3 separate regions of the Homo sapiens genome follow, and regions 2 and 3 are each linked to region 1. A link is a contact called in ENCODE Hi-C data. All regions are on one chromosome and are shown on one strand. Each heading gives the region's core, a stretch centred on a gene start or an enhancer-like site at or near the end of the contact. The rest is flanking DNA. Distances are from core to core; before and after follow the strand shown. Region 1 holds the start of LINC02703 (long intergenic non-protein coding RNA 2703). Region 2 has its middle 10 kb from the start of FXYD2. Region 3 overlaps SIK3 (SIK family kinase 3).

Region 1 (4,367 bases), core at 769-3,268:
TGTATCAGTTTCCCATGAGAAAACTAAAGCTCGCAGAGATTATGTAACTTACTCATCATCACAGAGCTAGTGAGAGACTGAGTTGGGATTGGAAGCCAGGTATAGTTGACACAATGGCCTGTTTTCTGTTTACCATCACTTATCAGAACAGTAAGAGTTAGGGGAAAGACGGGATGGAGACTGGGTGGAGATGGCATCCAGAATTGATCCAGTGCCAAGGACTAGAATCTTGTTAATTCCACTCTATGATGTGTTAGAAACAAGGGGGTGGGAGAGGACAACATAGTTGTGTTAGTTTTGTGTTGCCATTTTTTTTTTAAATCTCTGAGATGTCCCAAAATGTTGACTTTGTAAATTTGTTCAGTGAGGAGGTGGGTAAACACAAGCATTCGGAATGTGAACAGCATCATCCAGCCAGAACGCCCAGCAGGTTTGCAGAGGTAGATGTAAAACACTACAAACAGCATGCGGGAGCAACCAGCTCTCCCTGAGAGGGAAGTATAGCCTCAGCATGGAACTGGAAGCCCCCTAGAAGGCCATGGCATGCTGAGAGGGAGGAGAGGCACTCTGCCAGGCCTTCCAGCTATCCCTCGGGGCCCTCTCTTCAGGAGGGCAAGGCCGTACAGTTCACAGCACACCCATTTCAAGCCTCAGTGAGTTCAGTGAAATGCCATTTCCCCAGGTCAGCATTTTACATTACACCAGCCCAGTATCCCTGCTTGACTGCAAAGCATTAACTAGGGCCCTGCCTCAATCAAACATGCTGCCATGGTGTGACAGGATGCATTCTGTGTAACGACAGGCAGAATGTCAGAGACCTGGGGAGGAAAGCTTGCAATCTGTCCAACAGTGCAACGGGAAGCTCAGGAGTTACTGAGCACCTCGTCATTGGAAGCATCCAAGAAGACATTGGATAGGCATCTACATTGCATAGTGTACTGGAGTCACATTTGGTCTGAACTGGAATTCTGGCTCTACCATTTATTGGCTCAATTTCCTGCAGCCTCAGTTTACCCATTGGAAATGGGGGGAAATAAGGGTATCTATCTCACAGGGTTGTTGTGAGGAGAAGATCATGCATAAAAATGGCTTAGCACAGTGCTCCATAAATGAGAGAGACAATGATGAAGGTGAAGGTGCTGGCGATGGCGGTGGTGAGTATATAAAGAGGAAGAGGAGAGTGAACACATTCTTGACTCTGAAGGGAGTTTAATGAGGAGCAGTTGCAATGGGGCACTCTGTAGAACTTGCCATTTTGACAGCCCTGCTTCCATGTGGAGAGCTAAATAGAGGAGGCTCTGGGAAAGTTATCCCACAATAAAACCCACCCAGCCCTTCCTACCTTCGTTGTGAGTCAGACACATTCTCCCATGCCTAACCCTGCCTATGTTCTCTCCCAGAACTCTGGACAGAGAGATACAATTCAGCCAATTAGAGCACTGCTTAATTGCTAGCATTTTGCAAACCACTGCCTTATTGGCTAGAAGGGCAATAATATCAAAAAGACCTCCTGGTGACTTCACAGTTGGGAAAAATAGATGCTCCTAAGTCATCCCTTCTACCCTCCTCTAAGTAACAAACACCTTTCTCCCCTGGGGAAATTTCTTCTTTCATTTGCTGTAAAGTGACTTCTGCTGAAGTGTGTGTTTTTGAAGTGGAAAATTGAAAGCACATGATTCATTCCAAAAGCAAACTGTTAGTTCACAGCTGAGAAATCACTTTGCTATTGGTCCAAAGAGTTGCTTCTCAGGTTTGAGGGGGGCAAATTTGTAACTCCACTTTCACCCTCTCCGACTACAGAACCACTCCATTGACAGACCAAGAGCCAGAGAAATGAAGATCGAAATAGCACCTTTATTCCTGATAATGTTAAATTAGAGGGGGTGGCTTGTGTCAGACCAGAATGACCTGCTACTCTACCCCTGAGCTGATCTGATCCCCCAAAACTTCAGGCTTCCCCAGTCGGGGCAGAGCCAGCCCCACGAATCTTACCACATGGCTGACAGCAGAGCTTGTGTGTTCTCCCAGGGCAGGCATATACCAAAAGAGAGGGAGAGGGAGGGGAAGAGAGTGAGTCATACATAAACTCAAGTGACAAATCACTCCTAGCTGGGTCAAAAAGGGAGTAGAGAGGGGCCAAGTGTGTGGGGTCAGGGAAGTCCCTCTATATGAAAACTAGAGAAGGAAGGGGATAAAAATTCCCCAGATTTTTGTTATCTTAACCAGCTGGGCTTAATGTTTAACCCCTGGACAACCAGGTATGTGGTCATCTGGCTCCAGGAGGGGATGAGCTAACTATCTGAGCAGGAGGTCGCTCCCCCAGCATCAACTTCTGTTCCTTCCTGTGCCTTCCTGGGACCATCCTAAGACACTGTTGATTTCACTTCCATAAGCCTCTGAGATGAGCCAGAACAGTGTGTTAATAAAATCCAGTCCAAGGCTATGTTGTGTCTAAGACTGCAAGTTCAGAGCCTGTTCTATTTCCAATCCAAATTGATGTCCAGCCACATGGACCACTAACCTCATCAGAGGTTCTGTAATGAGGTTTAATAGCAGAGTGAAGATACTTCAATAATAAAATGCATAAAGAGCTAATAAAAAATGCATAAAGATTTCTTCAATAATAAATGGGAAAATAAGATGTCCCAAATTTGGATATAAACCCTTCCCATTATCAAATTCCTAGGGAAAAATTTAGAGATTAAAATCCCAAAGAGATTAAAGTCCAAAATCAAAGTATTTAGCCCTTGCGAATTAAAGCCCAAAGAAAGTCCAAATTGCCCAAGTTACATTTAAGTTTAAAGCAGTGGAGATCCTCCCCAGTTCCCTACTCTGCTCAGTCTCAGGCAGCAGCACTCTTGGTGTCTGAGCAGAGGGAGGAACTCCGTGAGCAGCTGGATCCTGAGTTGGCTTCCACTGGGGTGTATGTGTGTACCTCCTCAGAACCTCAGAAATGAGATCATTCAACTCCAAGCCTCTCATGCACTCCCTTTTTTAACAGCCCAAATAATTAATAGCACATTAAAGCTTATCAAAGCTCTCTCCTGACACCAATAAAATTTAGAAAACCAGGCATTCTGAAGCCCCTACAGCAGTTGTCCCAGGCAAAATTATGTGCCCAGCCCCAGTGCTCAGTTTTGCCAGAGACCATAGCAGAGCATCCTGGTACCTGAGGGAAGCAGGAAGCCAGAGATGGTCCCGGTCCAGCCCTAACAGGTTCCCATCAGTGCCTGCCAGTATCCCAGAGTCCATGACCTTTACCCATCAATCACAGGGTTATTCCTGGCACTGTTTTATTAATGCCCTGTTTCTCCCTCCATGGAGAACACCACCATATCCCCACATGCCTGGACTCTCCTCTGCTGGAATTGGCCTCTCCCTGCTGGCACCTCCCAGGCCAGGGCTCAGCACCTGAAATGGCAGAATATTGGCTGCTCCAGCAAGGAGCCAGACTGGGATGGAAATTTCAAAGGAAATATCCAGAAACTGGTTTCACAGCTCAAAACCCTCACTCTTGTCAAGGGTATTAAAAAAATAAGTGTGTGGGAGGTTGACAGGAAGGTATTTGTGAAGAGGGCTTCTTTAGAGACAGGTGAGCTGTGAGTTCCACCTCCCTAAGGGGAGAGGCAGGTGTAACTGTACCTTATCTCCAGTCTGCTAGGGGGTCTTCAATGGGACCACTCAGACAGCAGAGTGTATGTCCCCTGTAGTGTGGGAGAATGAGTGCCTGACATGTGACCTTCACCTGTAAAATCTGGGTGACAGAAGGGAGGAAAGCAGAGGAGGTGGCACATGGGTGAGTTGCTCTCCCAGTATCTGCTCAGGCAAAGATGCCTAAGTGTTTCCTAGGGTTTTCATATGGGCTTTGCAAGCAAGAGAGCTGGGATGGTACAAAGTTAGGCCCTGCCCACTGGGCCGCATGCAGGAACAATGGGACCTCTGCCGATACAAGCTGACCATTCAACCCCTGCCCTGTTGCAGGCACTGGCTGGGGAGAGAGAAACCAGCTATAACTTTGTATGAAGTTGGAAGCTTTGACCATTACATGGGATCAGGCATTCTAAATATGAGTTCAATCTAGATATGATTTCAGGTATCATTGAACATTTTATTTCCCCCAAAATATTCCTAAAGGTCATGGATCTTTCCATGTACATATTTGGGGTTAGTAGAACTTTCCTCCTTAAGTAAATGTAAATAGTGGGAAATCAAGAAAGTTGCTTTGTGATTTCATTTCAAGCTTTTTCAAAGAACAGGTCACAGTGGCATAGCACTCTTACAGATTCTTCTTTACTTAACTTGCAGCATGGTTATCTGTGGACACATCTCATCTCTGGCCAGTAGACTGTAAGCTTCTTGTAGACAGG
Region 2 (4,367 bases), core at 663-3,162, 1.9 Mb before region 1:
TAGCTCCTACAGGCTGATCTCCTGTCCAGGGTGAGGGTGCCCCTGGCATGGGCCTCCAGTTTTTCTAAATGCTTTGGGGCATCAGGAGAAATCTCCACCCCACCCCCCCAGCAATTCCGAACTCTCTCTCTTGTACAGGGAGCAAGGAAGGGGTGCCCCCAAAGAACTGAGCGTCTCCACTGGCGCTGCGTCTAGTGAAGGAAGTGGGCTCCCTGGACAGACGGGTGGGAGTGGAGGGCGTGAGGGGTGTTGTGCTGAAGAAAGGCCCAGGGCAGGGGGTGGTGTAGCGTCTCCTCCCAGACTCTCCAGGCTTCCACCCTCCCTCCGCTCTGCTCGGCAGGGCTGCTGTGGGGGAGATTAGTCGCCTCCCTGTTGATCCATGGCCCCAGGCAGCTGAGCTCTGAACTGCAATTCATCAGGGGCCTCTGGGGCGGGTAATCTGTGCCTCACCAAGCGCCCATTCTTCATTCCTAGCAGGCTGCCTGACAAATGCCTGGCCAGCGGAGATCAGAGGCAAATGCCACGGCAGCTCGGCCCTGTTGTCAGAGCGAGTCACTGGCTGGGAAGATGGATTGGGCCTGGGCCTCGGAGCCAGGGCCACAGCGGCCTCCTTCCGGGACATTGGGAGGGCAGTGCTGAGCCCAGGGCTGCACTGGGAGAGCCACGGAAGGGCCCGAGTGTCCTAGCCTTGGAAGAAAGCCTGGGCCCAGACTCAGTGCCCCCTCCCAGTTTTGGCTGCAGGAGGAGCCTCACAGGCTGGGGACACTTCATAGTTTGCCGTTGAGTGACTGAGGACTTGGGAAGAAATCCTGTTTAGAACTTCAAACGTTCATTCCCAGAGCTTCAACCTGACACTGGAGGGGCAAAGAAGGTGGCATTGGGAGATTGGGGGAGGGTCTCCCCCAGGTGTGGAGGGACCTCATGCCTAGAAGGGACTGGGACGAGCTATGTTCAGGAGTGGCAGCTCCCCAACCCGTTTTGGCAGATTTCATTTTCAGTTTGTAGGCAGTGGGGCCTCAGATGTGAAGGCAAGCTCAGAATTTAGGGAGACTTAGGGTCCCCTGGCAGGGCGGGAGACCAGGGCAGAGCACCTGCCAGGGGACCCTGAGTCTCCCTGAATTCTGAGCTTCCCTTCACAGGGTGCAGGTGACACCAGGTCAGGAACAGTCCTGGAACAGTGGAGGCCCAGCCTGGCCTGTCCTGCTCCTATGGGCTTGCTGGGCTACCTGCTGTCACCCTGAGTGACACCCCGAAGTTCCTCAGCCCCAGGAGGCCGCCAGTCACCGCGGCTGCTACTGTCTCTAGATGTCTAAACTTGGTTCCCTTTTCAAGAAATGCTCACTGTCACTTCCCCAAAGGGCTTCTTTGGTGTCACTGAGAGGAATTCCCCCTGGTGAGCAGGGCAGCAGGGAGGGGAGAAGAGGGCAATGTTCTGAGCTGGGGAAGCAATTTGTGGCCCCGGAAGCCCTGCCTGCAGCTCAGTGCAGACCACACCGTGGAAGGTGGAAAATTGGTTTCACTGCCAGCTCTGCCCTTGGCTTGCTGTGTGACCTTGGGAAGGCCCTGGTCTGTCTCTGGACTTGGCTTTGGAAAAAACAGACACAAGACAAAAGTCCCAAGCTTCAGCTCACACGTCAAGGAGCTGTGACTTTTCAGGGGAAGGGGTAAGGGGAGAGCTGTGGCTGACCCCCTTGTTCCCTCCCGCCCCTTGGATAGCTGTTCTTAGAGAAAAGCTGGATACACCCCCACAGCCCCTGCAAATACACACTTGGCTTCCTCCCGGCAGTGAACACAGAGGCGCCCAGCAAGTGATGAAGGCAGACAAAAAGACACACTTGACAAAGCAAAGGAGATGAGGCTGGCTTGGCCCCGAGCCAGGAGCATGCTGAATTCTCTTGTGGTCTTTGTTTCCTGAATGGCCTATCAATCAGTAACCGAGTGCGTGCCAAACCCAGCCCACACGGGAACCCGGTGTCCTCGGCTCTCCAGTAAATACTACTTCAGGTCTCATGTCCGAGGACCATATGCTCCCAACACAGCTAATAAAATCATCCAGGAGTAGCCTGGAGGCCGCAGACACCCGCCCCAGGGGGCAGGAGGGGGACGAGCCAGGCTGGGCCTCCGCTGTTCAAGAGTGTTCCTGACCTGCTCTCTCTAGCACCCTGGGCACCTGCCAGGGGACCCTGAATCCCCTGAATTCTGAGCTTTGCCTTCACATCTGAGGCCCCACTGCTTATAAGCTACATGAGGGAGGGATTGCATCTGAAAGTTCACCCACCGATCCCAGTGCCTCACCCCCCTTTGGGCACTTAGTGCACCCTCCATACATGTTTACTGAGTGCACACGTGACTGGTTGAGTAGAGGAATGAATGAGTGATTGATTACCAACCAGGTGGACCACCCCTGTCCCTGCTCCATGCCTCCAGGAGCAAGGAAGTTGTGGGGTCAGGGTAGGCAGCTGGGGTGGTCAGAGGTGTGCGTGATCCCTTCTTCCTTGGCCTCACAGCTAAGGTCACAGGCTTTGGAATCAGCAGACCTGGATTTGAGCCCTGGCTTAGCCAATTATGAACTAAGTTTCATGCGCATCCGTGTGAAGAGAACCACCAAACAGGCTTTGTGTGAGCAACATGGCTGTTTATTTCACCTGGGTGCAGGCGGGCTGAGTCCAAAAAGAGAGTCAGCGAAGGGAGATAGGGGTGGGGCCGTTTTATAGGATTTGGGAAGATAATGGAAAATTACAGTCAAAGGGGGTTGTTCTCTGGTGGGCAGGGAAGGGGGGTCACAAGGTGCTCAGTGGGGGAGCTTCTGAGCCAGGAGAAGGAAATTCACAGGGTTAATCACTCAGTTAAGGTGGGGCAGAAACAAATCACAATGGTGGAATGTCATCAGTTAAGGCGGGGCAGGGCCTTTTCACTTCTTTTGTGATTCTTCAGTTACTTCAAGCCATCTGGGCGTATAGGTGCAAGTCACAGGGGATGCGATGGCTTGGCTTGGGCTCAGAGGCCTGACATTCCTGCCTTCATATATTAATAAGAAAAATAAAACAAAATAGTGTTGAAGTGTTGGGGCGGTGAAAATTTTGGGGGAGTGGTATGGAGACAGAATGGACGATGTTTCTCCGGGCTGCTTCAAGCGGGATTAGGGGTGGCGTGGGAACCTAGAGTGGGAGAGATTAAGCTGAAGGGAGGTCTTGTGGTAAGGGGTGATATTGTGGGGTTGTTAGAAGAAACATTTGTCATGTAGAATGATTGGTGATGGCCTGGATACGGTTTTGTATGAATTGAAAAACTAAATGGAATAAGAGAAGGAGAAAAACAGGTATAAAAGGTCTAAGAATTGGGAGGACCTAGGACATTTAATTAGAGAGTGCCTATGGAGATTCAGCATAGTCCTGCCAGCAAAGATTATTTATTTACTTCAAGAGTTAAGAGTGGCAATTTGGAGATAGCACGAGGAGATATCAGCTGTGATGGCTTGGAGAAACAGTATAAACCGGCAGTGTAAACAAGAGCAGGGCATGTATGAGTAGTTGAGAACGGTGAATAGGAGTATGACTAGACAGAAGATAGTAGGGATGACAAGTTTTTTGGGGCACAGTCGAAGTTGGTCTGGTGTCTGGAATGAGACTGGGGCCTAATAAAAAGGAGCATCTATACAGGAGGTTAAATGGGCTGTACCTTGTAGCATTCTGAGGACATGTCTGACTTCTGAGAAGGGAAAGTGGTAAAAGTATTGTCCAGTCCTTTTTAAGTTGGTGGCTGAGCTTGGTGAGGTGTGTTTTTAATAGACCATTAGTCTGTCACTGAATACTAAGAGCCTGAAAAAATGCTTGGCTGATTTGACTAATAAAGGCTGGTCTGTTATCAGACTGTATAGAGGTGGGAAGGCTAAACTGAGGAATTATGTCTGACAGAAGGGAAGAAATGACTGTGGTGGCCTTCTCAGACCTTGTAGGAAAGGCCTCTAAAAGTATTAAAGCAGTGGCAGCCGCTGCACGCAGACATGAGGGCTAGGCTAAAACAGTAAGGTCAAGTTGTTTGCACAGAAAGGCTACAGTGTGCGGTCCTGGCTCTTGTGTAAGAATTTTGACTGCACTAACCATGCCTAGGAAGGAAAGGAGTTGTTGTTTTGTAAAGGATTGAGGTTTGGGAGATTAGTCGGACACGATCAGCAGGAAGAGCACGTGTGTTTTTACGAGAATTATGCCGAGATAGGTAACAGATGAGGATGAAATTTGGGCTTGACTGAAGTAATGGGGGCTGTCTGTGAAGCCTTGTGGCAGTACAGCCCAGGTAATTTGCTGAGCCTGATGGGTGTCAGGGTCAGTCCAAGTGAAGCGAAGAGAGGCTGGGATGACGGGTGCAAA
Region 3 (4,367 bases), core at 854-3,353, 1.0 Mb before region 1:
TGCCACTGCAGTCCAGCTTGAATGACTCTTTCTCAAAAAACAAACAAACAAAAACAAGAAAATAAAAAAGCCAATCTCAAAAGGTCGCCGACTGTATGATTCTGTTTATATAGTGTTCTTAAAATGATGAAATTACATAAATGGGAAACAGATTAGTGGTTTCTAGGAGTTAGGGATGGTGGGGCATAGAGGAACAAGCATGACTGTGTAGGGGTAGTGCAACGGAGATCTTTGTGGTGGTGAAATATTTTTGTATCTTTTTTTGATACAAAAAATTGAACAGGGGAAAGGCAAGATCCGTTTACACATGCAGGCATATATGTGAGAGTACTCAGTAATGACTGAGTCCGAATAGTTGTAATTGCTATTGTAGTAATTGCAGTTGTTGTTCCACAAATCTACACATGTGATAAAGTGACATAGAACTATACATACGCATTGTACCCATGTCAAATTCTGGGTTTTGATATCGTTCTATAATTATATAAGATTTAACCATTGGCGGAAACTGGGCGAAGGGTACACGGGACCTCTCTGCACTGTCTTTGCAACTTCCTGTGAATCTATAATTATCTCAAAATAAAAAGTTTTTAAAAAAAGATTACTACCTTGGCTGCTCTTTTGAGGAGTAATCCTAGGAGGTTATTGCAGAAATCTAGGAGTGAGGTAGTTGCTGTTAAATGAGGCTGGTGGCACTAGAGTGGAGTGAAGGCAGGGGTGAGAAATAGTTGGATTCTGAATATGATTTGAACGTAGAGTTAATAGAATTTGCTGATGGATAGGATGCAGGGTGTGAGAGAAAGAGAAGAATGAAAGATGCCATAAAAGTTTTTGGCCTGGTCAATGGAGGAGCAAAGAAAAGAGATAGTAACAAGAAGCAGCAACAAGTCAAGAAGCCCGGTAAGAGGTAGTTGGATTCTTGGCAAGAAAGACAAAATGACAAACCCTCTTCCTCTAGTCAGTGGCAGCCACGCCTGGGAGTTAGAGGACAATAGGATATTAAAGTGACTGCACTCTTATTAACCTGCTTAGGGGGAGCTGAGTTATCTTGGCCTCGCCCTGCTTTTTTGGAAAGAAGCGTTTGTTTGATAAACAGGAAGTCGTTTCCATGGGTGTAGGAAGAAGAAATGATAGAACTGAGTGGCAAAGCAAAGAACTACTAGCTGTGGTTAGTTTGGAATTGGCAGAAGTTTTTTCAGGTAGTCACCTAAGATGAAGATGAGCACACATACTGCCTTTTCCCTTTTCTAGGCTGGGTTCATTCTTCACTGAAATGTGGTATTTCTGCCTATTGCTTGTCCTGCTGTCAGGGTATGTTCATTTTCAGCTAGTGTTTTGCATCAACTATGAGTTGTAGACTTAGCAGACAAATGGAGACACTGTCTGTTTAGAGTGGAAAAGTGACTTATTTTAAGAAATGTTGGCTCCGCACCACTATCCCATTAGTGGCATACCTCTGACACTCCATTGAAGCTGGCCTAGGGAAGGTAAGACTGGCTTCTGTGTATTTTTGCTCTTTGAAAGGTCAGAACCTAAATGTACCACAAGATATTTTCTTCCTGAGTAAGATTGGGACAAAATTACAAACAGTGAATTCTGAAGCAAACTTACGTGCTGGTGCTCTAATACTTTAGAAAATTCAAAATCGATTTCCTGTACTTCTAACAATATTACTCTTCGTCGGGTATGTAAATCTCTTAGTGTCACTTACTTCTTTTCATTTTGCAAGGAAGGGCAGACCAAAAAGATTAAAGAAGACCAATGCCAAGTCATGGTCATGGGAAAGTGAGAAAGAGAATTTAAAAGTACTTTTTACTTTTTTTTACTTTGTTTTACTTTTTACTTTTGAAAAGCACTTGAAACAGGAGAACCATTTTTTTTCCTTTTAACCGAGAGTCACCTCATCCCTGTCTGGGTACATGTTTGGAGTGAAATTGTGGTCAAAGAAAACTTTAAATTTGTCCCAGACCTATAATGGCAACTAAATAGATAAGTAGTTGATTGATGGTGAAAAAAGCTTAGTGTGATGGACTTGACTTTATGCAGCAGGTGTCTACTTGAGGTTTGTTTAGATTGGTGGGGGTGGGGAGGGGGCAGGACTCTAGCTAGGGGCATGGCTGCAGTGTGGATGATTGGGATGAGGATATGGGTAGTATTTGTGTCTCAGTATTTAGGAGAGGTAGTTCACTGAATTGCCTGGAAGAAGCAGAACAACTCTGGAGTTCCTTGCAATTGGAGTTTATCCTGACAAGGTTCAACGTACATTTTACTTTGCGTATTGAGTGGATTCAGGAGCCATTTGGTTTCATTTGCCTTCTGAAAGTACTGCAGTATTTGTAAAAATGCTGTGACTATGTGTTAAGTCCAGGCTGGTCTACAGCTCTGGATTTCTTCACTGAAAGTTAAATATCACATTTGAACTTGAAGAATGTTTGCTGCCTGCCTCTAGAGCATATACGAATATAAAGCAGCTATTTGTCAGCAGGCAGCTGAAAGGCGATTTTCAGCAGGGAGTGAAAACCACTGCAGGCTGCTGGCTTCCTGGCACACCCACTAGACCTCGTAGGTTTACAGTGAAAGCAAACCAATGGGAGTAGGGGTTGGGGGGATAAGATGGGCAAAAATCAGGGCAGAGGCTGAGGTCTGAATGCGATTGAGCCACTGGAAGGAGCTTGCATGTGAAGAGCACAGTGCTCCCAAAGAGAAGAAAACTTGAACCCTAAACACAATGGCTAGGAGCAAATATCTAATGTGAACACTTTAAAAAAAAAAAGTGATTTGTTCCGTAAGTGTATTTAGAGTCCAGGGGAAAAAAAAAAGTGATTTGTTTATCTTCTTTGTATCTATAACTATAGGGGTACTGAAGGTAACTTTGGGGAAAGTATTATAGTTTAAGCTGTACTACCCAGTGCGCTGTTACAGCTACCTTTTAACCAGAACCATTAACAGTGACAATCGATGTGTAGAAAATCACCTTTAAGCTCTGCAGAATCCTGAAGGACTTTGTGCTCTATTGACTAGATGTTTAAGTATTCCCTATATAGTATTCAGTGGACCTTTTCAAAAATGTCTTTTGCAACATCTTTGAAAGTGAAAGTTTTAACGTATGATACTCTTAATCAGAGTACACGTTTATTCCCAAATATTCTGTTCTTTCTTTGGGTATAGCATGCAACAGAGTTTACTTGTATTTAGAAGATCAAGAGGTGGGGGTATTGGCAGGATAAATGATTTGTCCAGGGACAACTGATGTGTCACTGTAGAGATAAAACAGAACTAGGCTGCATTCCAGCAGCTTCTGGCCCGTATAACAGTTTTGAGAACTTTCCAATCACTTTAGGAAAACAAGGTACTTAGAAATTTATAAAGACTTTCTTAATAAAAGAAATCACTTATTTTGGAAATTGTGAAATTAATCATTCTGCAGCATTTAAGAAGCACTTTGATGTGTTCTGGTAATTAGTATTTACTGCCAGACAAATGTCTCTTGGGCATTTTAATTAATGGGTAGCTTGGCCAAATGAGCTTCTGATGGTAAACCTTCATAAGGGTTTATTTTTATGTTTCTCAAGAATAGCTGTCTCTTCAAAGCTCTTTAATTAGACAAGGTTTAGCAACTAAAACATATTATTAGAATAATTAGGCCTTGGGTTAAGAGAAATAGGGGGTCAGAGGAGCAGGTACTGTTAGAAAATGGCCTCTTAAAACATAGCATTCTACCTCTGATGGATGGCCAGTTCTTTCACAGCTTCTGTTAAGTTACTCTCCCTAGTTTGGACTTCGTGTTGTTTAAAGTTCATAGCAGACCTCACCGGAAGCCTAAACACACCCGAGTGGGAGCTTACTTATCCCCACCTCTGACCTCCCAGGGAAAGCTTGATTCTAGTCCTTTTAACTGCTAAGTGGAAGACTTCTTATTTTCTCCTTTTTCTTCTATTAAATCGATAATCTTGGCTATAACAATGACTTGTATTTTTGAGGGAGATGCTTCAAAAGCCTTGTGTGTGGCGAACAAAAATTACAATAATTCCTTTGAGGATCTTTCTTAATGATTTATATTATCTACATATAAGATATGTTCTTAAAGTGACTACAGTATTTGCATTCCAGAATGTTATATTTCTTGTGGTCAGAATGCAGTTTGAATTATTTTGCAATCTGCTCTGTAGATGGGCTGGCATCTAACTCCCCTTCTTCAACCTTCTCCCCTACCATTTCTTGCCACAAGCGCTCAGTCTTGGCAGTTATTGCTAGTAAATATGTGCTACCCTGAACTTCCTCTTTGTGGTGAAGGAAAGATACACCTGACTGGTCCTGTGAGGGAGTGAGATGTCACCAAAACAATTGTGTATTCTACCAAAACTGTT

The links. A loop is a pair of places that touch in the nucleus more often than their neighbours do. Pooled maps may share reads with other maps.
Region 2: a loop to region 1 is called in a map of GM12878, with 11 times the contacts of the local background. The contact joins the enhancer-like site here to the promoter of LINC02703 in region 1. A Hi-C loop is called at or near these places in 1 of 168 maps with a recorded cell type or tissue (GM12878), 5 of 37 single-sample maps with no recorded cell type and 6 of 50 pooled maps.
Region 3: a map with no recorded cell type shows a loop between it and region 1 (5-fold over the local background). The contact joins the enhancer-like site here to the promoter of LINC02703 in region 1. A Hi-C loop is called at or near these places in 4 of 37 single-sample maps with no recorded cell type and 5 of 50 pooled maps.

Annotation. Positions count from the first base shown.
Region 1 is chr11:115,917,287-115,921,653 of GRCh38, reverse strand. LINC02703 (long intergenic non-protein coding RNA 2703) reads right to left here and starts at 2,018. Exons shown (of 7, transcript NR_187258.1): 1 at 1,343-2,018. RefSeq lists an enhancer at 2,173-2,322.
Region 2 is chr11:117,812,541-117,816,907 of GRCh38, reverse strand. It overlaps a transcript of DSCAML1 not described here. Among named protein-coding and RNA genes, the nearest start is that of FXYD2, 10 kb to the left of the region's middle. RefSeq lists enhancers at 1,652-1,731, 2,521-3,098. Within about 2 kb of position 1,912, at least 12 of the 41 ENCODE cell types and tissues checked have a DNase peak (open chromatin) inside an H3K27ac peak, as active enhancers do.
Region 3 is chr11:116,928,492-116,932,858 of GRCh38, reverse strand. The region is part of intron 3 of SIK3 (SIK family kinase 3); the gene reads left to right. Among named protein-coding and RNA genes, the nearest start is that of APOA1, 93 kb to the right of the region's middle. Within about 2 kb of position 2,103, at least 20 of the 41 ENCODE cell types and tissues checked have a DNase peak (open chromatin) inside an H3K27ac peak, as active enhancers do.